Regions from separate parts of the Homo sapiens genome. Here all the other regions are linked to region 3. A link is a loop called in an ENCODE intact Hi-C map of the cell type or tissue named here. Cell type or tissue: mammary epithelial cell. All regions are shown on one strand. Region 1 overlaps FIRRE (firre intergenic repeating RNA element). Region 2 overlaps FIRRE (firre intergenic repeating RNA element). Region 3 overlaps FIRRE (firre intergenic repeating RNA element). Region 4 overlaps FIRRE (firre intergenic repeating RNA element). Region 5 overlaps FIRRE (firre intergenic repeating RNA element).

Region 1 (5,000 bases), 81 kb before region 3:
GTGATCCACCTGCCTCAGCCTCCCAAAGTGCTAGGATTACAGGTGTGAGCCACCATGCCCAGCCAACTCTGTTGTACTTTTATTCCAATGTTCAATTTATGGAAAAATTAAATAGTACCCCTTTAACTTTAGCTAATATGTTCACACACAGAATTTCATTTACAATTAATTTGTCACAAGCCTTCCATAAGTGTTCAAACCTTCAGATTTTTCTACCTAACTTAAAACATTATTATTTTAGAGAGGCAGTGTGACAACTGTTTGACTACCGCCTGATGGTCAGCTGACATTCCCAGTGGGTCGGCAAGAGCCCTCTCCTGCCCTGCTCATATCTGACTAGCGACCTACTATAACTGCTTCAGATATGGGACACTGTCTCATATGTAGGGCTGCTCTCTTCCACAAAAATGGTCAGACCAAGCTATTTCTCCAGGAGGTAGTTTAGCAGTCCCCAGCCTTTTTAGCATCAGGGATCGGTTTTGTGGAAGATAAATTTTGCACAGTCCAAGGTTGGGGATGGTTTCAGTTAGATTCAAGCTCACTACATTAATCATGCACTTTATTTCTATTGTTATTACACTGTAATATATAATGAAATAATTATACAACTCACCATAATGTAGAATCAGTAGGCACCCTGAGCCTTGTTTTCCTGCAACTAGATGATCCCATCTGGGGGTCATGAGAGACAGTGACAGATCATCAGGCATTAGATTTTCATAAGGATAGCCCAACCTAGATCCTTGCATGAACAGTTCACAATAGGATTCATGCTCCTATGAGACTCTAATGTTGCCAATGCTGACAAGAGGTGGAACTCAGGCGGTAATGCAAACGATGGGGAGTGGCTTTAAATATCAGTGAAACTTTGCCTGCTCCACGCTCACCTCCTGCTATGCAGCCCAGTTCCTAAGAGACCACAGAACAGTACAGGTCCGTGGCCCAGGAACTGGAGACCCTTGATCTAGCAGATATCTAAGTCTACGTTAGGTGAAACAGCGTGGGGAGTCTAGATGTCATTTTGTCATTTCCAGGAATGGGGGTCATTGAGAAATGCTTCCCAGAGGGTCGTTAAGACACTTCTATTTTTGTTTTGTTTTGTTTTGTTTTGAGACAGGGTTTCACTTTGTCTCCCAGGAAGAAGTGCACTGTTGCCCACTGCAACCTTGACCTGCAGGGCTCAAGCAATCCCCCCAGCTTAGCCTCCTAAGTAGCTGGGATTATGGGCAGGCACTACCGTGCCCAGCTAATTTTGTGGGGATTTTTATACAGACAGAGCTTCACCATGTTACCCAAGCTGGTCTCAAACTCCTGAGCTCAAGCAATCCACCTGCCTCAGCCTCCCAAACTGCTAGGATTGCAGGCATGAGCCACCGGGCCTGGCCGAATCTTTAAAACATTCCTGAATGCCAATAGCATCTATGTCTACAGACCATCAATCAACTCTAACCAGCTTGAGGGAGAGCTAGGTACAGTCAAGGATGTCACAAAAGCCAGGTCCCTTACCCTGGAATGCCTGCCTGAATCTTCAGAGGCCAGGAGAAGTCCTACCTGAAGAAGATCTTGAAGCACTGGAAGGTCACACTACAGTACCAGACTAATATTACATCCTTTTTTAAAAGATTCAGATACTGAGATAACAAACAATGAAAAAGAATGTCATGGGGAACAAGTCACCCATACAATTTTAGCCACCCTTGTTGATTTTTCAATTATGAGTCATGGAGTATCTGGAGGTCTCCACACCTAAGGGTGGATATCTTCATGAAGAACTAGCTTTGAAGCTGGTACACAGAACGCTCGCTAGAATGAGATAAATACTGGTTTCCTCAGGACTAAAAAATGCCATCATTCTCAGGGAATGTCCAACGGAAAAGAGCCACCTATCTGCCCTCCTTGAGAGAACTGAGATTACCATCAGTGTCCTAGTATGAGAAAAGACATTCCCATGAACTTATAAAGTCACAGATAATCCTGGCTTGTGGGCTTAGATAATTGCTTAGGCTTTCCATTACATTCTTGCTTCCTGGAAGCAGCTAGCTCAGTCCTGGTCCCTCACTCACCAGATACTTCACTAAGACTTTGCATTTGTCCATTGATTGTGCCAGGCCTCAGAGAAAAGGGTAGGAATGCCAACTTGTGTCTTGGGCCTGTTCAGCCTCCACTGGCTTTTCCTTCCGCGACGGCTAGGGTTTACGTGGAGGAAATGCTCACGGCTTCGGATGCTATGAAACTACTTCCGCATGATGGCAGTATTGTCCCAGAAAAGCCAAGTAGCGCTAGGCGCTCCTCTCCCGCCCATCACGTTTGAAAAAAATGCCATGAAGGGACAAAGACAACAGAAACTAAAACTATCTAACATTTTTGCTCAACTTGCATAAATGTATTCCACTCTTGGCATTTTGCTTTTGGCTTCCATTGTTTTTTTTGTTTTTGTTTTTTCTTTTCACAGACGGAGTTTCGCACTTGTTGCCCAGGCTGAAGTGCAGTGGCTCAGTCTTGGCTCACGGAAACTTCCGCCGCCCGGGTTCAAGTAACTCTCCTGCCTCAGCCTCCCAAGTAGCTGGGATTACAGGGACGCACCACCACGCCCGGCTAGTTTTTGTATTTTTAGTAGAGACGGGTTTCACCATGTTGACCAGGATGGTCGTGAACTCCTGACCTCAGGTGATCCACCCACTTCGGCCTCCCAAAGTTCTGGGATTACAGGTGTGAGCCACCGCGTCTGGCCCCATCGGATATTAAACTGAGATCTAATCCACTCACCCTCATCAAGCATCTCCTGTTTTCAAGAACTCAGTATTGGCCAGCCAGGATTGCTCCAGTGCACTCCAGCCTGGGTGACAGAATAAGAGTCGGGCTCAAAAAAAAGAAAAGAAAAAGAAAGAAAAAAAGAAAAGAAAAGAAAAAGAACTCAGTATCCGCACAACCAAGTCTTTCCCTTTCTGCTTTTTCACTCAGCATCATATCTGAAGGGTTTTATTGTGATATCGAATTGTCTTGTAATATTAGGGACAGACCTCAGGGATCCATGCCTACGGAAACAAACAAACAAAAAAGCAACAACAAATGTTTACCCCTAAGGTCTTGGAGAATAGCAAAGCTAAGCACCAGGCCATGTGGTTCTTGTCCTGACCCTCTGTCAGGCCTCTGAGCCCAAGCTAAGCCATCATATCCCCTGTGACCTGCACGTACACATCCAGATGGCCGGTTCCTGCCTTAACTGATGACATTCCACCACAAAAGAAGTGAAAATGGCCTGTTCCTGCCTTAACTGATGACATTGTCTTGTGAAATTCCTTTTCTTGGCTCATCCTGGCTCAAAAAGCTCCCCTACTGAGCACCTTGGAGCACCTTGTGACCCCGACTCTGCCCGCCAGAGAACAACTCCCCTTTGACTATAATTTTCCTTTATCTACCCAAATCCTATAAAACAGCCCCACCTTTATCTCCCTTCCCTGACTCTCTTTTCAGACTCAGCCCGCCTGCGCCCAGGTGAAATAAACAGCCATGTTGCTCACACAAAGCCTGTTTAGTGGTCTCTTCACACGGACGTGCATGAAATTTTGTGCCATGACTCGGATCAGGGGACCTCCCTTGGGATATCAATCCCTTGTCCTCCTGCTCTTTGCTCCATGAAAAAGATCCACTTACAACCTCAGGTCCTCAGACCAACTAGCCCAAGGAACATCTCACCAATTTTAAATCGGGTAAGCGGCCTCTTTTTACTCACTTCTCCAACCTCCCTCACTATCCCTCAACCTCTTTCTCCTTTCAATCTTGGTGCCACACTTTAATCTCTCCCTTCTCTTAATTTCAATTCCTTTCATTTTCTGGTAGAGACAAAGGAGACACGTTTTATCCATGGACCCAAAACTCCAGCGCCGGTCATGGACTAGGGAAGGCAGCCTTCCATTAGTGTTTAATCATTGCAGGGACACCTCTCTGATTATTCACCCAGGTTTCAGAGGTGTCAGACCACTCAAGGACACCTGCCTTGGTCTTTCACCCTTAGCGGCAAGTCCCGCTTTTCTAGGGGAGGGGCAAGTACCCCAACCCCTTCTCTCCGTGTCTCTACCCCTTCTCCGCCTTTCTGGGTGGCAAGAAACCTCCAACCCCTTCTCCTTCACTCTTAGCAGCAAGTCCCACTTTTCTGGGGGAGGGGCAAGTACCCCAACCTTGTATCTCTGTGCCCCGATCCCTTCTTTCCATGCTCCGACCTCTTATATCTCTGCACCCCGATCCCTTATTTCTGCACCCCAACCTCTTATATCTCTGTGCCCTGATCCCTTATTTCCATGCCCCGACCTCATATCTCTGCGCCTCAACCCCTTTCCCGCTTTTCTGGAGGTTAAGAACCCCCGAACCACTTCCCTACGTGTCTCTACTCTCCCTTTTCTTTAAACTTGCCTCCTTCACTATAGGCAACCTTCCACCCTCCATTCCTCCTTCTTCTCCCTTAGCCTGTGTTCTTAAGAACATAAAACCTCTTCAACTCTTGCCTGACCTAAAACCTAAATGCCTTATTTTCTTCCACAATGCCGCTTGACCCCAATACAAACTCGACAGTGGTTCTAAATGGCCAGAAAACGGCACTTTCGATTTCTCCATCCTACAAGATCTAAATAATTCTTGCCGTAAAATAGGCAAACGGTCTGAGGTGCCTGACGTCCAGGCATTCTTTTACACATCGGTCCCTTCCTAGTCTCTGTTCCCAGTGTAACTAGTCCCAAATCTTCCTTCTTTCCCTCCCACCTGTTCCCTCAGTCCCAACCCCAAGCGTCACTGAGTCTTTCTAATCTTCCTTTTCTACAGACCCATCTGACCTCTCCCCTCCTCGCCAGGCCGAGCTAGGTCCCAATTCTTCCTCTGCCTCCGCTCTTCCACCCTATAATCCTTCTACCACCTCCCCTCCTCACACCCGGTCCAGCTTACAGTTTAGTTCCGCGACTAGTTCTTCCCCACCTGCCCAACAATTTCCTCTTAAAAAGGTGGCTGAA
Region 2 (5,000 bases), 63 kb before region 3:
AGGCAGGCAGATCATGACATCAGGAGATTGAGACCATCCTGGCTAACACGGTGAAACCCTGTTTCTACTAAAAATACAAAAAATTAGCTGGGTGTGGTGGCGGGCGCCTGTAGGCCCAGCTACTTGGGAGGCTGAGGCAGGAAAATGGCGTGAACCCGGGAGGCGTAGCTTTCAGTGAGCCGAGATCGCGCCGCTGCACTCCAGCCTGGGTGACAGAGCGAGACTCCATCTCAAAAAAAAAAAAAAAAAAAAAAAATTCAGTGATCGGGAATTGATGAAGAAATTGCTTCATTAAGTGAGTAAACTCTTTATCTAGCTCATTCTTTGATCTGTTTGGTTTTAGGAGGTTTGGTTTATGGAGATCTTGGGTAAGGGGCATACTCCAAATTCTTGGTATATCCTCTAATAATAGTCTCCCTGGTGTGCTGCGTTCTCTCAAAGGTTTTAAATGCTTGCATGCAGCCATCTCTAAAATGAAATATAGTTTCTTTTCAACTGGAATAACAAGAGCCAAAAGAATCTGCAACCATGAGGACACCGTAACCTATACCTGACGTGCTGAGAATGAAAACCCAAAATAATAGTAACCAAGAGTGGCACTAAGGCCCTAAGTTTTGGTCCCACTCTCACTCAAGTGAAAACCTGAATAAAGGGGAATTTTTTAAAGAAAATTATGGGAGGCCATTGTTTTGGACTGAGCTCATGCACTAGGCCCCTACAAACCAAACCAAACCAAACCAAAATGGAGTCGCTCGTGCTAAAACTTTAGGGAAACGCATAGATTCTACAAGAGACCAGGTTTTGTTTTTTTTCTCCTGCATATCTCTATAAAAAACATTTCTGACAGCATAGGTATCAACCCCCTGAAGTTCCCATTAAATCTTTTAGCCAAATTCATTTCCTCTCGCCTAGATAATCATCAAGCTTCAGATGATCATGCAACCACGGTTCCAGCCAGTTCCAGGTGAAGACACCACCCCTGGCCATCAAGAAGCTACCCTGCCTCCACGAGATAGAGCATGGCGAGAGTTCCGTGATTTCCAATAGGTAGGGACTATGCCCCAGGTCGGCATGAAGCAGTTACAGAAGAAAGCTCTTCAGTCCCTCTGCCTCACATAAAGATTTATGGGGATCAAGTCTCTCAGCGGGGAGATGAGGCAGGAGAATAGGGCCTGGAGGCAGGGGACCTAAGGCTGTTTTACGCTGACTTCCTAGAACTAAATTGAAAGGAAAACCCTCACTTTCAACGCCTAAGTAACAAAAGGACCAGAGGCTACTCCCTTTGACCTTTTCTGCACTACAGATGGAAAATTGGCTGTGGCAACAAATTAGGCTGACTTCTGGCCTAGTCTTCGTTTGCATACAAGTATAACTTTGTTAACTTCACCCTAGCCTCTGATTGGTTGCTTTTTGCAACCAATCAGATATTTGCACAGGAGTGTGACCTTTGTAACTTCAGTTTAGCCTCTGGTTGTCTCCTTTCTGCAACCAATCAGATTTATTTCGGGCGACCACTCCACTTACATGAGGTGGCCAATGGGAAACTTCTAGGGGGTATTTGAACCAAAGAAGATTCTGTATCCAGGCCCTTGAGCCTCTGCTGAGGCCATCTCCCACAGTGTGGAGTGTACTTTCGTTTTCAGTAAACCCTTGCTTTCATTCTTTTGTTACTTCATTCTTGCTTTGCTTTGCTGGGCATTTTATGCAATTATTTGTTCAAAACGCCAAGAACCTGGACAACTTGCAATCCTGACCCTCTACGGGTCACAAACCCAAGTTGCACCCAACTGGACAAATCTCCAGTAATCCATGTTCAGTGGCGCCTTTATCTCTGGAAGGCGTTTTTTCAAACAGAAAGGGCGGGAGAAAAGGGCTCCAAGACAGGGCTTGATTGAAAATGTGGAACCCTACTGCCACCGTGAGGAAATCGTTTAAAGACGGAATACGCCATCATGGCGTCCTTCTCGGAAAGCCTCCCTGTGGGGGAAAGGCTGATCTGTAGGCCCCCAGGCTATGTCTTCCTGCCTTTTCCTCTAAGGCCTGAAAAGAGACAGGGACATTGGCGGTATCTTGGTGTAGAATCTGGAGAGTGCGGGGTTTGGAGTGAACCAGCAGCTGCCAGGAGGTACTGGCACAGGAAGTCGTGGAGCGGAAACTTGGTTCCTCCGGTGTGGGGAGGACAGTAGGGAACCAGTCAAACACACATAGAGGCTCTTGTGGGCATCTGTCTCTTCTACCTGCCCTTTGGAGCAAGAGTCAGCAGGCTTTCACTTGCTAGCATCTTGCTATGGGTCTTGGGGTTTCTGGTAGCATCAATATCGCTCACAAGGAACACAGTTATTCCAAGGGAAGTTTACAGGATTTGCTGTTAGAACCTTCACTCTCCAGGTTCTACAGCAAGGTACCGCCAATGTCCACGTCTCTTTTAAGGCCTTAGACGAGAAGGCAGGGACTCTGAGCATGGAGCCCAAGCCTCTTCCACCTCCCCACAGACCAGACCTTCCCCAACAGGTAGTCCTCACAAGACGACCCATGTAATGGCGTAGGGATCCGTTAAATGACATCCTCGCGATGGCGGTAGTGCATCAGATATGCCAGAAAGCCCTGTCTTGGAGCACCGCCCCCTTCTCCTGCCCTTCCTGTCTGAAAAAACGCGACTCATAGACAAAGGCGCAACCAAACATGGATGCCTTCTATTTGCCCAGTGTGGAGCCTGCTAGTCTTACTGCTGCACTTTTTCATTTTGTTTTCCACTTGAAATCAAACCGAGGCCTAAAGCACCGGTCCTCATCAGGAATCCAGTTCTTCCAGAAATTAAATATCCTCCTGACCTACTCTGTGTGGGTTTGATTTACTTCAGAGTTACAGGTCCAGTAATTTCCGAGGCATCAAACTGTCTCCTTCAGGGAATACATTCAGTGGATGAACTCACAAAAAAGAGAAAAGGAGCCGGGCGCGGTGGCTCACGCCTTTAATCCCAGCACTTTGGGAGGCCGAAGCTGGCGGATCACCCGAGGTCAGGAGTTCGAGACCATTATGGCCAGCATGGCAAAACCCTGTCTCTACTAAAAATACAAAAATTAGCCGGGCGTGGTGGCACAGGCCTGTAATCCCAGCTACTCCAGAGGAGGAGGCAGGAGAATCACTTGAACCTGGGAGGGGAAGGTTGCAGTAAGCGGAGAGCGCACTATTGCACTCCAGCCTGGGCAACAGAGTGAGAGTGTCTCAAAAAAAAAAAAAGAGAGAGAGAGAGAAAAGGGCTAAAAGCTTGAAAGCTTGGAAAAGAACTCCAGCAAAAAATTTAAAAATCCCAGAGGTCTTCGCCCTGGCTCCCCTGTCAGGCATCCAGGGAATTCTTCCTATTCTAAGAGCCTTATGTGGTACATCATAGGCAACAATTTGGCATGAGCCATTAGAGGAGAAACCAGGTGACGCTCCTTACTGCATGCCATATATACTCCAAATGCCATGATACTCATAGAACATATGTTCAATTCATATCAAGGTGGCTCAGGGTTTCATCTCATGGTCTCATCATTTAACATCAAAACACAGCATGTGCCCGTGCCATTACATATTCTTCAAGTATTCCCTGAGACTTTATGGGGTGTGTGTTTGTGTTCGTGTTTGTGTGTGTCTCTGAGAGTTTTATAATTGGTCTTTTAAGTATAAGGATTACAGTATTCTCCAACTAGTAAATTAAAGAATAATGCTTGACAAAGATTAAGAAAAATCCATGTATTAACACAGAAAACCGCTACCATACAACTTGTCAAGGTAACTCATGAACTTATGGATTATTTCCATGCATCTTTCAAAATGTGCATACATTAACTTCATGCAAAAAAATAAATCTGTGTAAAAAGTGGATTACTGTGTACATAGTGGTTTGGATCAGACCAAATGTGTATTTTAATGAAACTTTCAGATGCATGAATTAATTCAAATGTCACCAGTACTAAGTCTTATATGTCAACATTTCATGCCTTCAATATAAATAAAGGTAAATCTTAACATACAGCCTCAGGAAAATTACTTTAGTAAAGTAGACAATATCAGCTCTTTGATTTTTTACAGCTACATCACTACACATTTCTAAAAAAAAGTTCATGAAGAGACAAAGACATCAGAAATTATGGCTACCTAACATTTTGCTCAATTTGTGTAAACAATTTCCACTCTTAACCATTTGCTTTTGGTTTCCATTGGATATTAACCTGAGATGTAATCCATGCACCCTCATCAAGCATCTCATCTTTTTAAGAACTCAGTTTCTGCACAACCAAATCTTCCCATTTCTACTCTTTTTCACTCTGCATCATATCTGCAGTATTTTATTGTGATATCAAATAGTCTTGTAGTAATGGGGAGAGACCTTAGGTTTCCATGCCTAAGGAGAGAAGAAAAAAAAAAGCTCACCTCTAAAGGCTTGGAGAAGAGCAAATCTAGGCACCAGGCCACGTGGTTCTTGTCCTGATTCCCTACTCAGGTTCCCCGGGAATTTTACTCCATGTTCTAATCTAGTCAGTAGGCCTTATACATTGAGGGGGAGGATGCTATTTAGTGGGGCACTAACATAAGGGTACGGATAGCTCTCAAGCCTGACAAGACACACACAGCCCTACTTGAATAGACACAAACACAGGAATGACTGTAAATACTAATCAGATTGATCACAGGATTTTGTCTCATAGTTTCATTATTTAACACTGAATTAGAAATATTTTCCAGTGTCATTAAATGGCTGTCACTTAGGACTGTGCCCTATGACTTTCTTGTGTATGTGTCTTATTGTTTTTCAGTTGGGAATCAGTCCTATATTTTCTCATTAGTAACAAAGACATGGAATTTGCAAAGAAGTTAAAAATAACCATGTGCTGATCAAGAGAAAAGCAATGTCATAAAACTGTATTAAACAATGATCATTGTTTCCATATTTCCTCTCATTTTTTCAACACTCAGATAAAAAGTTCTATATATACAGTCAAACACCACAATAA
Region 3 (5,000 bases):
ATAGTTTCCCTGAAGGTTTTATAGCTTTAGCTCTTACCTTTAGACATTTGATACATTTCAAGTTAATTTTTGCACATGATGTGAGGTAGAGGTCTAACTTCATCCTTTTGCATGTGGATAACCAGTTGTCTAAGCACTATTTCTTAAGGAGTCTATTCACGTCTCATTAAATGAACTTGATAACTTTGTGAAAAGTCAATTGACCACAATGTCTGGGTTTATTTTCAGACTCTTCATCTCTTCCATTAATCACTGTGTGTATTCTTATTTGATCATCAGCCTGCTTTGATTACTCTAGATTTTCTAGTAAATTTTGAAATCTAGAAGTGTGTCTTCCACCTTGGTTTTTCTTACTCAAAGTTTGGTTACTCAGATCTCTTGCAATTTAATAGGATCTTTAGAATTTGCTCTTTCTTTTTCCCAAAAATAAATGCTCATGGGAATAATAATTAGGATTACATTAAATCTGTAGATCTCTATGGCTAGTATTGCCATATTATAAATATTTAGTCTTCTAACTCATTACCCACAGGATGTCCTTTTTAAAAATCCAGGTAATCTTTAAGTTCTTCTCCAATATTTTGTGATTTTTCAATGTACAAGTCTTTCATCTGTTTAGTGAAATATTCTCCTTAAAATATGATTTATTTTGATGCTATTATAAATGGAATTGCTTTCTTAATTCAATTTTCAGATTGTTCATTGCTAGTGTACACAACTATAACTGATTTTTACGATTTAATGTTCTATCCTGTGGGGCTTGCTGAATATTGTTCATTAGCTCTAATATGGTTTTTCTGCAGTTTAAAGCATTTTTATAATATCATCATCTTTATGAAGAGAGATAATTTCCATTTTTTTTTTCTTTTTTTTCTTTTCAACTTGGATGCCTTTTATATATCTTCATTGTCTGATGACCCTGACTAGAATTTTAAGTGTACAAGAAAAGGGCAAAAGTGTGCATTCTTGCCTTGTTCATGATCTTGGGAGGAAAGCTTTCAGTCTTTCACTCTTGAGTATAATACTACCTGTAGATTTTTTATAAATGCCCCATATATCGTGTTGAGAAAATGATCTTCTAATGATAGATTCTTGATTGTTTTGAGTTGCCTTTCCAGAGAGAGGGACTACAGAAGTTCCCTAATGCATACTTTTCATTGATGTCACTTTCGCCACCTGTTTTTGAATTCGTAGAAACAATCATGCTTCTTGAAAACATACCTGCCACAATAGTCATACATGATAACGTGAAGTGAGATCACGGGTAATGCCATCTCCAACAAATACTATTAAAATGTAGATTGATTTTCAGTCCCTTTCACTGTTTTTGGTTTATGTGTTTATGTACAACAGTCCACTAGAAGAAGATGTAACTCTTCCTTGATTAGCTCAGTGGTTCAATTTCTCTTTATGCCCTTCTAGTCTTCAGACAATTGGGTGCCCTTGAGACCCTCAGAAAACTTACTTGCTCCTGCTACATCCCACCTGGAATTGGTCTGTCCTTGGTGTTCTCACATTGCTGCAACAAATGACTCATGCCTCACAGCAGAGTGACACTGCCTGAAAGCCTGCTAACTCTTGCTCCAAGGGAGAAACATAACGCACCCATCCATTCCCCACGTAGGCACCGTGTAAAGTCTCAGGAAATACTTGAAGTATATGTAACACATGGGAATGTTGTTATTTTGGTGTTAAATGATGCGACCATGAGATATAACTCTGTGTAACCTCGACAGGAATTGAACATATGCATTATGAGTATCATTCCATGTGGAGTATATGTGGCGGGCAGCAATGACAACTATCGGATCCCTCCTCTATGGCTGATGCCAAATTACTGCCTATAGTGCAACACATGAGGCTAGAACATGAAGAACTCCCTGGTTGTCTGGGCGGGGAGCCAGATCAAAGAACACCAGAATTTGTAAATTGCTTGCCAGAGAAGATCTCCAAGTTTCAAGTAATTTTCTCCTTGTGCCTTCATCCCCTGAAAAAGATAATTTTATACCATGAAGTGTACTGGCCCCTTAACTCTGTGAAATAAATCGCACCCTCAAAGTCTTGGACAGGAGGATATTTAATTTCTGAAAGCACAAGATTCTTAATGAAGGCGGGCCTTGTTTGATTTCAAGTGGAAAACAAAAGCAAAAGTGCAGCGGTAAGACCAGCTGGCCCCAAACTGGGCTAAATGCAAGGCAGCCATGTTTGGTGGCGCCTTTGTGGATGCGTGGCGTTTTTTCATACAGGAAGGGCGGGAGTAGAGGGCGCCAAGACCAGACTACTTAGCATATTTGGAGCACTACTGCCATCGTGAGGATGTCGTTTAACGAAACCCTACGCCATTACAGAGTTCTAGTGTGGGCTACCTGTTGGGACAGGTCTGGTCTGGTAAGAGGTGGAAGAGGCTTGGCCTCTATGCTGGGAGGCCTCGCCTACTCCTCTAAGGCTTTAAAAAAGACCTGGACATTGGCGGTATCTTGCTATAGAACCTGGAGTGTGAAGGTTCTAATAGCAAATCCTGTAAACTTCCCTTGGAATAACCCTGTTAATTGTGCGCAACACTCATGCTACCAGAGACCCAAAGATCCATAGCAAGATGACAGCTCGTGGAAAACTTCTGACTCTTGCTCCAAGGGGCAGGAACAGCAAAGAGATGCCCATAAGAGCCTACATGTGTCTTTGAGAGGGTTTCTGCTGTCCTGCCCACACCAGGAGGAACTGAGGCCCCGACCCACGACTTCCTGTACCAGGACCTCCTGGCAGCTGCTGCTTCACTCCAAGCCCCTCAATCTCCAGGTTCTACACCAAGATACCGCCAAATTCCAGTTCTCTCTTCAGGCCTTAGAGGAGAAGGCAACAAGACCTAGTCTGGAGCCCAATCCTCTTCCACCTCCTCACAGACCAGACTTTCCCCCACAGCGAGGCTTCCCGGGAAGGACGCTGTAATAGCCTATTCTGTCTTTAAACGATTTCCTCACGGTGGCAGTAGTGCTTCAGATTTTCAAGGACGCCCTGTCTTGGAGCAGTCTTCTCCCGCCCTTCCTGTCTGAAAAAACGCCACCCAGAGACAAATGCGCCAGGAGACATGGCTGCCTTGCATTTTGCACAGTTTGGGGCAACCTGTGCAAATTCCTGTACTTTTGCTTTTCTTTTCCATGTGAAATCAAGTCAAAGCCTAAACGACCCATCCTCATCAGGAATCTTGTTCTTTCAAGAAATTAAATGTTTTCCAGACTTAGTCTATGTGGGTTGGCTCAGTACTTTCACATGGTATCAAAATGTCTGTCTCAGGCCGGAAATTAGACCGATCAGAGAAGAAAAGCGATAATAAATGGTCAGAAGCCTGGAGATCATCATGAGCCACCAATTCACAAGTCTAGGTGATCTTTGACCTATTCCCCTCCCCAGACAACCAGGGAGTCCTCCTCCATTTTCTCAGTTTATGTGATGAATTGTCAGAAAGTGTTTGGTAGAAGTAGGAAGAGAAGGCCAAGACAGCGCACATCATTGTATGTAATACATTGTTCCACAGGGCATGATACATATACTTACATCTGTATAAACTCCCATTAGAAGTTACACAGTTTTGGGGCAGATGCAGTGGCTCACGCCTGTAATCCCAACACTTTGGGAGGCCGAGGCCGGTGGATCACTTGAGATCAGGAGTTTGAGACCAGCCCGGCCAACATGGTGAAACCCTGTCTCTACTAAAAATACAAAGATGAGCCAGGTGTGGTGGCCCATACCTGTAGTCCCAGCTACTCAGGAGGCTGAGGCAGGAGAATCGCTTGAATCCGGGAGGTGGAGGTTGCAGTGAGCTGAGATCACGCCACTGCACTCCAGCCTGGGCGACAGAATGAGTGAGACTCTGTCTCAAAAAAAAAAAAAAAAAAAAAAGATAGTTACACAGTTTTAAAAATTGTCCTCTGTTTAACAGTGAATAATTTATATTTCCACATGTTCCTATGCCATTAAATATTTTTCAGCTTCTTCTTGTGACTTGAGTGTGTGTGTGTGTGTGTGCCTGCATGTGTGTGTGTGTGTGTTACCTCTTATCTCTTAGGTATCAGTCTTACAATATCTTCTTATTAGCAATGGTGTTTGCAAGCCAGGTACAGTCTTGTGTTCTTGTAGTTTCAGCTTCTTGGAAGGCTGAGGCAGGAGAATAGCTTGGGCCCAGGAGCAGAGCAGCTTGAAGAACATACTGACACCTTAGTCTCTAAAAAAAAAAAATTAAAAAAGAATGATGTTTGCCATATAGTTCAAAAATAATCTTGTGTACATCAAGAAGAATAACACCATCATAAAATCTGTTAAGACAACTGATAACATTTTGGGTTATTTTCTTCCATACTTTTCAATGTATAGATACATACGCCTACTATATTTTGTTCACACAAAAAATAAATCTATATTAAAATTGGATTAATCTGTACATTGTGGTTTGGATCAGACCAGATGTGTATTCTGACAAAGTTTTGAAGGGAAAGTATTTGCTTGCATTAAATGCATGTACAAATTCTCCTTAACATCTTGTTTTGTATAAATAAGTACATACACACATACATACGGATATAGGCACAGATCATGGTAACTGAAATGATTACCATGACTAATCACTACCATGACTAATCACTACTATGGTTAGTAAACATGTGTACACAGATAGGTGTATAAATATCATAAATAAGTGGTCTCTCAATCCCAATAGGAAATGACTTTTAAAATGGTTTTATCACACATTCACGTCTTCTATTGGTCATATAAGAACTTCTCTATTTAAAGTTCCCATATATTTGTATGTCCAGTGTTCAAATATGTTCTCTACATTTATTGTAGCTTAAACATTTGCAAACTTGTTAAATATTCTTAAAGATTATTCTTAAATATTTTGTGGGATGCCAGGTTGTTTTTAAGAGTGCCTTCCTGTTTTTGGCATTTCTCGAAATTAGATCTGCTTATTTACAATATTTTCAGATACAGTAGCCCTGTTTAAAGAA
Region 4 (5,000 bases), 88 kb before region 3:
TAGGAGCTAAAATACTTGTTGGCATGGAGGTGGAGCGTGGAATGATAGATACCAGAGACAGGAAAGGGTGTATTTGCGGGAGGGCAGTGGGGCTGAAGAGAGTTGGTTAATGCGTAGAAACATACAGTTAGAAAAAATAAGTTCTAAACTTTGATAGAAGAGTAAGGTGACTATAATCAACACTTTTCTGTAGTTTTAAAATAGCTGGAAGAAAGGACTTGAAATGTACCCAACACATAGAAATGATAAATACTTTGTTGATAGGTAACTTAAATATCATGAATTGATTATTACACATTGTATGCATGTAACAAAATTTCACATGTACCCTTAAATATATACAAATATAATGTATCAAAAAATTAAAAATAGAAAATTAAGAAAATAAATAATAAATTAAAAAGCTTAAAATATGGAAAGTAAAAAGCTGTTTAATAGTATTGAAAAGTGCTTCTGTTGCAATCTTAAATGAGGTCCACAGCAAGCATACATTACTTTTTTTGTTTTTTTAAGTGTCTGTTATGGAAGGAGAGTATAGAAATGTGTTACTCTCTGTAAGGCAATTTCTGTAATATACAAATTATGCCTAACTACCTCTATTGGCTATGCTTAGAAAAGGATTGTGGCAGACCAATTCTCCCTGACAATCACACAGACAGGCCTGCATGACAGTCACACAGGCAGGCCTGCATAGCACCTCAGTTACACAGACAAATTTCTACAGAGTGGCCTTAACATTGAGCAAATAGTTTAACCGAGGGAAATCGATGCCCAGACATCAAAGCTAGAAATAAAACATATGGTCAAGGCCGGGGGCGGTGGCTCACGCCTATAATCCCAGCGCTTTGGGAGGCCAAGGAGGGCAGATCACCTGAGGCCAGGAGTTCGAAACCAGCCTGACCAATATGGAGAAACTCTAACTCTACTAGAAATACAAAATTAGCCGGGCGTGGTGGCGCATGCCTGTAATCCCAGCTACTCGGGAGGCTGAGGCAGGAGAATCGCTTGAGTCCGGGAGGCGGATGTTGCAGTGAGCGGAGATCGCGCCATTGCACTCCAGCCTGGGCAACAACAGCGAAACTCCGTCTCAAAAAACAAAAGAAAAGAAAGAAACATATGGTCAGTAGGAACCTTGCATGGGCTTCTCTGGAACAAGCCAAAAGAATGGAGACAGTCTTACATTCCTAGTGCCAGGACCCATCTTGGGTCAATGAAATCTGAGACGAGTCAAGGTAACAGAGGCAGCTGCATTGGAGAGTCCAAGGCAGCTCTCCGGACCAAGCTGTAAAGGAGATAAGATAGAAATAATCATTCCGGTACCACAGTAGACAGGCTTTGAAGGTACTGGGGCCCTTTTAATTGGACTTAGCAAGCATTTTTTTTGCCTCTGACATTCTAGTTGAAGCAAATTTAGTTACCAATAGACATAGGCGAATGCTATATTGCAGTAGGCACATAACCCCAACCTATATAAGCACTAAGAAAATTGTAACACTTTGAGTTGGTCTGGTGGAATTATCTCCAGCGTTCTTCCTGTATCCAGTTACAGCAATAAATTCCTGTGTTTCCTAGTTTGCCTGCTTTTCCGTACTAGGCCTCTAGAAAATGCAGCGGGCCGGGCTTCGTTCCTGGAACAGGAGTAACTCCCAAACAAGTATTAGTGTAGGACTGAAAATAAATGCAGACTATCTTGAGAGTCTCAAAGGAAAATAGGGTGGCTAGAGAGGCCTTTCTCTAAGTCTTGAACTTCTAGCATTTTATTCTCTCTCTTAAGCTTGGAGACTTCACACTTATCCTTTCAGGTAGAAAATCTGATACTATGGGAAAGTACTGGATATAGAATGTTGAGCAGAACTGCACAGATTGCATATAATGAAAGCAGAACTCCATAGACAAAGTCAGGTGTCAATTAAATTTCTGAAATAACAATATTCCTGATGAGGGTGAGTGGTTTTAGGTCTCAGTTTGATTCACATGGAAAACAAAAGCGGAAGTTGAGTAGTAAGGCAAGGTTGCCCCCAAACTGGACAAAACATAAGGCAGCCATGTTTGCCGGAGTTTTTTCAGACACGAGGGGCGGGAGAAGAGGGATCTAGACACGGCTTCTTGGCGTTTCTGGAGCACTACTGCCATCGTGAGGATGAAGTTTCATGAAACCCTACGCCATTACACTGTTCTCGAATTCTGGAGAACAGTATTTTTCTCTCTGTTGGGGAAATTCTGATCTGTGGGAAGGAGGAAGAGGCGTGGGGCTCCAAGCTAGGTCTTCTTGCCTTCTCCTCTAAGACCTTAAGATAGACCTGGACATTGGCGGTATCTTGGTGTAGAACCTGGAGAGTGAGGACTTAGAATGAACCAGCCCCTGCCGGGCGGTCCTGGCACAGAAAGTCGTGGGGCGGGGCCTCGGTTCCTCCTCTGGGCAGGACTGCAGGAACCCGCTCAAAGACAAATGCAGGCTCTTGTGGGCATCTGTCTCCTGTTCCTGCCCCTTGGAGCAAAAGTCAGTAGGTTTTCACATGGTATTATCTTACTACGGGTCTTTGGCTCTCTTGTGGCATCAGTATCCGCGCACAATAAACAACGTTCTTCCAGGGGAGGTTTACAGGATTTGCTCTTAGAACCTTCACTCTCCAGGTTCTATACCAAGGTACCGCCAATGTCCAGGTCTCTTTTAAAGCCTCAAACGAGACTAAGCAAGGACTCCCAGCATGGAGGCGAACCCTCTTCCACCTTTTACCAGACCACACCTGCCCCAACAGGTAGTCCTCACTAGAACTCTTTAATGGCGTAGGGTTTCGTTAAACGATATCCTCACGATGGCAGTAGAGCTCCAGATATGCCAATAAACCTCACCTTGGAGGACTCTACTCCCGCTCTTCTTGTGTGAAAAAACGCCACCCATAGACAAAGGCGCCACCAAACATGGGTGCCTTGTATTTTGCCTTCTTTGGGTCCACCTGGTCTTACTGCTGCACTTTTGCTTTTGTTTTGTTTTTGCTTTTGTTTTTGTTTTTCTTTTGAGACGGAGTCTCGCTCTGTCGCCCAGGGTGGAGTGCAGTGGCACGATCTCAGCTCACTGCAACCTCTGCCTCCCGGGTTCAAGCAATCCTCCTGCCTCAGCCTCCCAAGTAACTGTGATTACAGGCACCGCACCCAAGTCGAGCTAATTTTTGTATTTGTAGTAGAGACGAGGTTTCACCATGTTAGCCAGGTTGATCACGAACTCCTGACCTCAGGTGATCCGCCTGCCTCGGCCTCCCAAAGTGCTGTGATTACAGACGTGAGCCACCCCACCTGGCCTTGCTTTTGTCTTCCGTTTGAAATCAAACCAAACTCTAAACCATGCACCCTCGTCAAGAATCTTATTATTTCAGAAATTAAATGTCTTCTTGATCTAGTCTATATGGGTATGATTTACGTTACAGAATTATATGTCCAGTACTTTCCAAGGCATCAAACTGTCTCCTTCAGGGGATAAATTCAATGGATGAGGGCACAAAAAGGAGAAAGTTGCTAGAAGCTTAGAGATTTTCGCTGGCAAACAATTTACAAATCCTGGTGGTCTCTGTTCTGGCTCCCCTCCCAGACAACCAGGGAGTTCTTCATGTTGTAGCTCATGTGTTGCATTGTAGGCAACAATGTGGCATGCATGAATCATAGAGAAGGGACCAGATAGCTGTCATTACTGCATGTCAAATATGTTCCGCATGGCAAGATACTCATAGTACATATGTTCAATTCCTGTCCAGGTTACTCAGTGTTTCATCTCGGGGTCTCATCATCTAACATCAAAACACAGCATGTTCCCATGCCATTACATATTCTTCAGGTATTTCCTGAGACTTTATGGTGTGTGTGTGTGTATGTGTGTGTGTGTGTCTGTCTGCATTTTATAATTTGTCTTTTAGGTATAATGTTTACAGTATTCTCCCACTAATTAATTAAAAAATAATGGCTGCCAAAGATTCGGAAAAATCCACATACTACTAAAGAAGAAAAACACTACCATACAACGTGTCAAGGCAACTAACCTTTTGGATCATTTCTGTGTATATCTTTCAATATATATATACATTCTTGATTTCATGTAAAAAATAAATCTGTATTAAAACTGGATTATAGGCTGGGCACGGTGGCTCACACCTGTAATCCCAGCACTTTGGGAGGCCAAGGTGGGCGGATCACCTGAGGTCAGGAGTTCGTGATCAACCCGGCCAACACAGTGAAACTTCATCTCTACTAAAAATACAAAACTTAGCGGGCACCTGTAATCCCAGCTACTCAGGAGGCTGGGGCAGGACAATCACTTGAACCTGGGAGGCAGAGGGTGCAGTGAGCCAAGATCATGCCACTGCACTCCAGCCTGGGCGACAGAGGGAAACTTTGTCTCAAAAACAAAACAAAACAAAACAAAAAAACTGGATTACATTGTACATTGTGGATTGAATCAGACCAAGTATGTATGTTAACAAAGGTTTGAGGAGCATGAATTAATTTGAATGTCATCAATATTATATGTCAACATTTTAAGCCTTCATTATAAACAAAGGTAAATCTTAAACTATGCCCTCGAAAACATTGCTTTAGAAAAGTAGACACTATTTTTTGTTTGAATTTTTACAGATACATCACAATGTGCATATTGGCTCTCTAGAACACATACATGATTATATATTTGGTTTAAGGTTATCACATTTTAGAAGTAGAGTAAAATATACTTTACTTTGTCATTTACCGTGTGGAAGGGTTTAATCCTCAAGGTTCAATAATTTACTTTTCTCACTAAATCAGACACAGGGAATGGCTGCTTATGAGGACATAGAATGCAATTAAGATTTTGTGAGGACTAAAGGGATTACCTGGTGCAGATGAATGACATGTATCCAACCTAAATGGGAATGATAGGCTCATTGCCCCTCCACACTATCCTCCCTTGCAGAAGAAACCAATCAACCTCCTGTCACTACCACTGGGATTCAGCTAGGTGTGATTTCCTTACC
Region 5 (5,000 bases), 52 kb before region 3:
GGTGAAACCCCGTCTCTACTAAAAATACAAAAAAATTAGCCAGGCATGGTGGTGCATGCCTATAGTCCCATCTACTCGGGGGGCTGAGGCAGGAGAATCACTTGAATCCAGGAGGCAGAGGTTGCAGTGAGCTGAGATTGAGCCACTGCACTCTAGCCTGGTGACAGAGCGAGACTCCATCTCACACACACAAAAAAGAAATTTCAAAAGAAGGATAACAAAATTCAATAAATGGTAGTTGAAATAGGCATCTCTCACATTCCAGTCACCTAGATGTGTAACCTAAGAAAACTGTAAGATGGATGCATTCACACAACTCACATGGAGCTAGAGTGCTTCATTAGTGTCTCTGTTTATATAACGATGAATTAAAGATATGAATTTACTGGTCAAAAATATCATCTTCAAACATATACTCACTATAACACCTACCACGATTAAAAAGATATGGCATTGGCCGGGCATGGTGGCTCACAACTGTAATTCTAGCACTTTGGGAGGCCTAGGCAGGTGCATAGCTTGAGCCTAGGAGTTCAAGTCCAGCCCTGACAATGTAGAGAGACCCCGTCTCTTCAAAAAATACAAAAAATAGCCAGGCATGGTGACCTACAATGGAAGCCCTAGCTACGTAGGAGGCGGAAATGGGAGGATCACCTCAGCCCAGGGAGGCTGATGTTGCAGTGAGCCATGATCATGCCTCTACACTCCACCCTGGGCAACAGAGTAAGATGCTGTCTAAAATATATATATATGCATATCTGTGTGTATATATATATATATATATGTGTGTGTGTGTGTGTGTATATACATATGTGTGTGTATATACATATATGTGTATATATATATGTGTGTATATATACATATACATATTCAGCATCACCTTATATTCTTTGAATATATCTACATCAATACATACTTTTGAGTGCTTGAAATTTTTTATATTTTACTCTAGAAGAACTGTAAGAAATTATAAAGTAGAAAACTTGTGGTAGGTCAAACATAGTAAGAAGAAATAATCACTTTTTAAAGGTCTGTGCTAGGTACTATGATCTGTTCCCTATATATACATAATATGGACTTTTATAAACTAATGTTCAAATTCCCCTGTAGTATAACTTCTTGTTGTTGTTTATTTTTTTTTTTTTGTATTTTTCATTTTAGATATGGGGTTTCACTCTGTTGACCAGGCTGATCTCGAACCACTGGTCTCAAGCGATCCTCCCATCTTGGACTCCCAAAGTGCTAGGATTACAGGCACGAGGCACCTTGACTGGCCACCATGTACTATAGCTGTTAAAACAAGTTTGTTTCACTGATAACTGGAGTACTTTTCAAATATAATTAATAATTCATGGAAATAATGATAGCTTTAAAAGTATTGGCACTTTTAAAAACTGAGTTTGTAAACTTCATATAACATAAAATTAACCATTAAAATGTATTAATTTCAATGGCATTTAGGACACTCACAATGCAGTGCAAGCATTACCACTATGTAGTGGCAAATCATTTTCACTACCACAAAAGAAAATCCTGGACCCATTAGTTAGTCATTCCCCATTCCACTCTCTGCCCAGCCCCTGGCAAACACTCATCTGATTTCCCTCACTACTGATCATCACAACAAGTGGCCTTGTTCATCTTGTTGTGGGAACCAGGAGACCAGAGAGACCAATGGGTGGAACAGGAGGATTTTACTAGGTGGTCACCGACTCAGCAGATTAACATCCAAAGGCTGAGCCCCAAACCAAGAGAGGGCTTGACTTTTATACATATATCTGAAAAGGGCCCAAAACCTGTAAGGCCGGTAAGCAAGCTTACAGCAGAACAAAGGCAGTTTATCAAACAGTGACAGGTTTTACAGTTCAGGCATGTCTTGTGACCTTTGCCATAACTGCACAGCTGGAAAACAGGAACTTACAAAATCCTTACAAGCTTGCAGAAACAGTTACAAAAATAGTTGTGAGAGCAGAACAAAGAATAATGGTATGGGGAAAGAATTTCAAAGGGGAAACTGATAAAAAGAACTTGTTTTTCTTTCTTTTTTTTTTTTAGATGAAGTCTTGCTCTTGTCCCCCAGGCTGGAGTGCAATGGTGTGATCTCGGTTCACTGCAACCTCCTCCTCCCGGGTTCAAGTGATTCTCCTGTCTCAGCCTTCCAAGTAGCTGGGATTACAGCTGCCTGCCAACATGCCTGGCTAATTTTTGTATTTTTAGTAGAGACGGGGTTTCACCATGTTGGCCAGGCTGGTCTTGAACTCCTGATCTCAGGTGATCCTCCCACCTCGGCCTCCCAAAGTGCTGGGGTTACAGGTGTGAGCCACCGTGCCTGGCCAAATAACTTGTTTTTCTTATCCCTGCTTCTAGAGCCCACTCCTTCTCGGCCCCCACTCTGCTGATAGTGCTATCAAAGTCCTGACAGAGCCCTACTTATCGCTGGGCCTTGGAGTGAGTCAGCCCAGCACAGAGAACCAGCTTTTCTCTCCCTTTTTTTTTTCTTTTACATCTCCTGCTTCAGTACTGCTTCTTTCACTTAGCGCTTCAAACTTCATGAATTGGTTTTCTATCTCTTTGATATCTGTCTCTTAGATATCTATCTCTTAGATATCTTTCTTTGTTTTTGTACCTTCATCCATCCAATGTATCACCTGAAGGAGACAATTTGATACCATGGAACTTCCAGGCCTTGTAACTGTGTGAGGTAAATCATACCCAGATAGCTTCAGTGAGGAGTATATTTAATTTCTGAAACAACAGGATTCTTGAGAAGCATGGGTGGTTTAGGCCTCATTTTGCTTTCAGATGGAAAAAAAAAAAAAGTAAAAATTCAACAGTAAGACCAGGTTGCACCAAACTGGACAAATCTCCAGGTAGCCATATTGGGTGGCATCTTTGTCTCTGGGTGGCGTTTTTTCAGACGGGAAGGGCGGGAGTAAAGGGCTCCAAGATAGGGATTCCTTAATAATGTGAAGCACGACTGCCACCGTGAGGAAATCCTTTGAAGACACAATACGCCATTACAGCGTCCTTCCCAGAAAGACTTGCTGTGGGGGGAAGTCTGAACTGTGGGAGGTGGCAGACGCTTGGGCTCCAGGCTAGGTCTTCTAGCTTTCTCCTCTAAGACCTGAAGAGAGGCCTTAACATTGGTAGTAGCTTGGTGTAGAACCAGGAGAGTGAGGGGCTTGTAGTGAACCAGCAGCTGCCAGGCGATCCTGGCACAGGAAGACGTAGGGCGGGGCCTCGGTTCCTCCAAGTGTGGGCAGGACTGAAGGCACCCATTCAAACACACATGGAGGCTCTTGTGGGCATCTGTCTCTTCTTCCTGTCCCTTGGAGCAAGAGTCAGCAGGCTTTCTCGAACTAGCATCTTGCTACGGGTCTTTGGGTCTCTGGTAGCACCAGTACCGCGCACAAACAACAGGTTTATTCCAGGGAAGTTTACAGGATTTGGTATTAGAACCTTCACACTCCAGGTTCTATACCAAGACACCGCCAAAGTCCTGGTGTCCTTTAAGGCCTTAGACGAGAAGGCTAGGACTCCCAGCATGGAGCAAGCCTTTTCCACCTCCCCACAGAGAACTTCCCCAACAAGTAGTCCTCAGGAGAACACCGTAATGGCGTAGGGATTTGTTAAACAACATCCTCGCGATGGCAGTAGTGCTTCAGGTATGGGACGAAGCACTGTTCCAGAGCCCTCTTTTCCCGCCCCTCCTGTCTGAAAAAACGCCACCTATAGACAAAGGCCCTGCAGAATGGGTGCCTTACATTTAGCCCAGTTTGCAGCCAGCTAGTCTTACTGCTGAGCTTTTTCTTTTGGTTTCCAGTTCAAATGAAACCAAGGCCTAAACCACCCGCCCTCATCAGGAATCTTGATCTGTGTTAAAAGTGGATTACTGTGTACACTGTGATTTGGATCACACCAAGTGTATTTTTTTTTTTTTTTTTGAGACGGAGTCTCCGCTCTGTCGCCCAGGCTGGAGTGCAGTGGTGTATCTCTGCTCACTGCAAGCTCCGCCTCCCGGGTTCACGCCATTCTCCTGCCTCAGCCTCCCGCCTAGCTGGGTCTACAGGCGCCCGCCACCACGCCCTGCTAATTTTTTGTACTTTTTAGTAGAGACGGCGTTTCACCGTGTTAGCCAGGAAGGTCTCGATCTCTTGACCTCGTGATCCGCCCGCCTTGGTCTCCCAAAGTGCTGGGATTACAGGTGTGAGCCACCGCGCCCACCCACCCCGAGTGTGTATTTTAACAAACATTTGAGGATCGTGATTTTATTAGAATGTCACCAGTACTAACTCTTTTTTTTTTTTTTTTTTTTTTTTTTTTGAGATAGAGTCTCGCTCTGTCGCCCAGGCTGGCGTGCAGTGGTGGGATCTCCGCTCACTGCAAGGTCTGCATCCCGGGTTCAAGGGATTCTCCTGCCTCAGCCTCCTGAGCAGCTGGGATTACAGGCGTGCACCACCACGCCCATGGAGTTTCACCATGTTGGTCAGGCTGGTCTCGAAATCCCGACCTCGTGATCCGCTGGCCTCAGCCTCCCAAAGTGCTGGGATTACAGGTGTGAGCCACCCCACCCGGCCCAGTACTAAGTCTTATATCTCAACATTTCACACCTTCAATATAAATAAAGGTAAATCTTAACATAGGGCCTCAGGAATATTACTTTAGTAAAGTAGACACTATCAGTTTTTTGTGGAATTTTTACAGATACATCACTACATGTTTCTAAAAAAAGGCCATGAAGAGACAAAGACACCAGAAACTATGGCTCCCCAACATTTTGCTCAATTTTTGTAAACATATTACACTCAGCAATTTGCTTTTAGTTTCCATTGGATATTAAACTGAGATGTAATCCACTCACCCTCATCAAGCATCTCCTCCTTTTAATAACTTAGTTTCTGCACAACCAAGTCTTCCCATTTCTACTCTTACTCACTCAGCATCATATCTATAGTGTTTTATTATGATATCAAGTACTCTTGTAGTATTCTGGAAAGACC

Evidence for each region. Hi-C counts contacts between places; a loop is a spot of excess contacts. Peaks named below come from ENCODE experiments on the same cell type or tissue, not always from the same donor. Only the 100,000 strongest peaks of a DNase experiment are listed, where the experiment ranks them.
Region 1: a loop joins it to region 3, with 11 times the contacts of the local background. A loop is called at or near these places in 13 of 110 quality-filtered maps.
Region 2: it touches region 3 in a loop (10-fold over the local background); 9 of 110 quality-filtered maps call a loop at or near these places.
Region 4: a loop joins it to region 3, with 13 times the contacts of the local background. A loop is called at or near these places in 12 of 110 quality-filtered maps.
Region 5: it touches region 3 in a loop (7-fold over the local background); 15 of 110 quality-filtered maps call a loop at or near these places.

What each region holds. Positions count from the first base shown.
Region 1 is chrX:131,708,885-131,713,884 of GRCh38, forward strand. It overlaps FIRRE (firre intergenic repeating RNA element), which reads right to left. Exons shown (of 10, transcript NR_152876.1): 9 at 2,767-2,836. Among named protein-coding and RNA genes, the nearest start is that of FIRRE, 120 kb to the right of the region's middle. RefSeq lists an enhancer at 2,077-2,371. In mammary epithelial cell, a CTCF peak has its summit at 2,244; a DNase peak (open chromatin) is centred at 2,257; H3K4me3 peaks cover 211 bases.
Region 2 is chrX:131,726,912-131,731,911 of GRCh38, forward strand. The region is part of intron 8 of FIRRE (firre intergenic repeating RNA element); the gene reads right to left. Among named protein-coding and RNA genes, the nearest start is that of FIRRE, 100 kb to the right of the region's middle. RefSeq lists enhancers at 1,566-1,855, 2,046-2,195, 2,296-2,355. In mammary epithelial cell, CTCF peaks have their summits at 1,921 and 2,563; DNase peaks (open chromatin) are centred at 1,880 and 2,600; H3K4me3 peaks cover 1,351 bases; H3K27ac peaks cover 981 bases.
Region 3 is chrX:131,790,248-131,795,247 of GRCh38, forward strand. It overlaps FIRRE (firre intergenic repeating RNA element), which reads right to left. Exons shown (of 10, transcript NR_152876.1): 3 at 4,050-4,219. Among named protein-coding and RNA genes, the nearest start is that of FIRRE, 38 kb to the right of the region's middle. RefSeq lists enhancers at 2,072-2,441, 2,834-3,128. In mammary epithelial cell, CTCF peaks have their summits at 2,313 and 2,984; DNase peaks (open chromatin) are centred at 2,314 and 2,994; H3K4me3 peaks cover 1,434 bases; H3K27ac peaks cover 1,333 bases.
Region 4 is chrX:131,702,237-131,707,236 of GRCh38, forward strand. The region is part of intron 9 of FIRRE (firre intergenic repeating RNA element); the gene reads right to left. Among named protein-coding and RNA genes, the nearest start is that of FIRRE, 130 kb to the right of the region's middle. RefSeq lists an enhancer at 1,973-2,212. In mammary epithelial cell, CTCF peaks have their summits at 2,144 and 2,810; DNase peaks (open chromatin) are centred at 2,065 and 2,825; H3K4me3 peaks cover 1,125 bases; H3K27ac peaks cover 493 bases.
Region 5 is chrX:131,738,235-131,743,234 of GRCh38, forward strand. The region is part of intron 8 of FIRRE (firre intergenic repeating RNA element); the gene reads right to left. Among named protein-coding and RNA genes, the nearest start is that of FIRRE, 90 kb to the right of the region's middle. RefSeq lists an enhancer at 2,823-3,072. In mammary epithelial cell, no CTCF peak of the experiment used is centred here; DNase peaks (open chromatin) are centred at 2,977 and 3,687.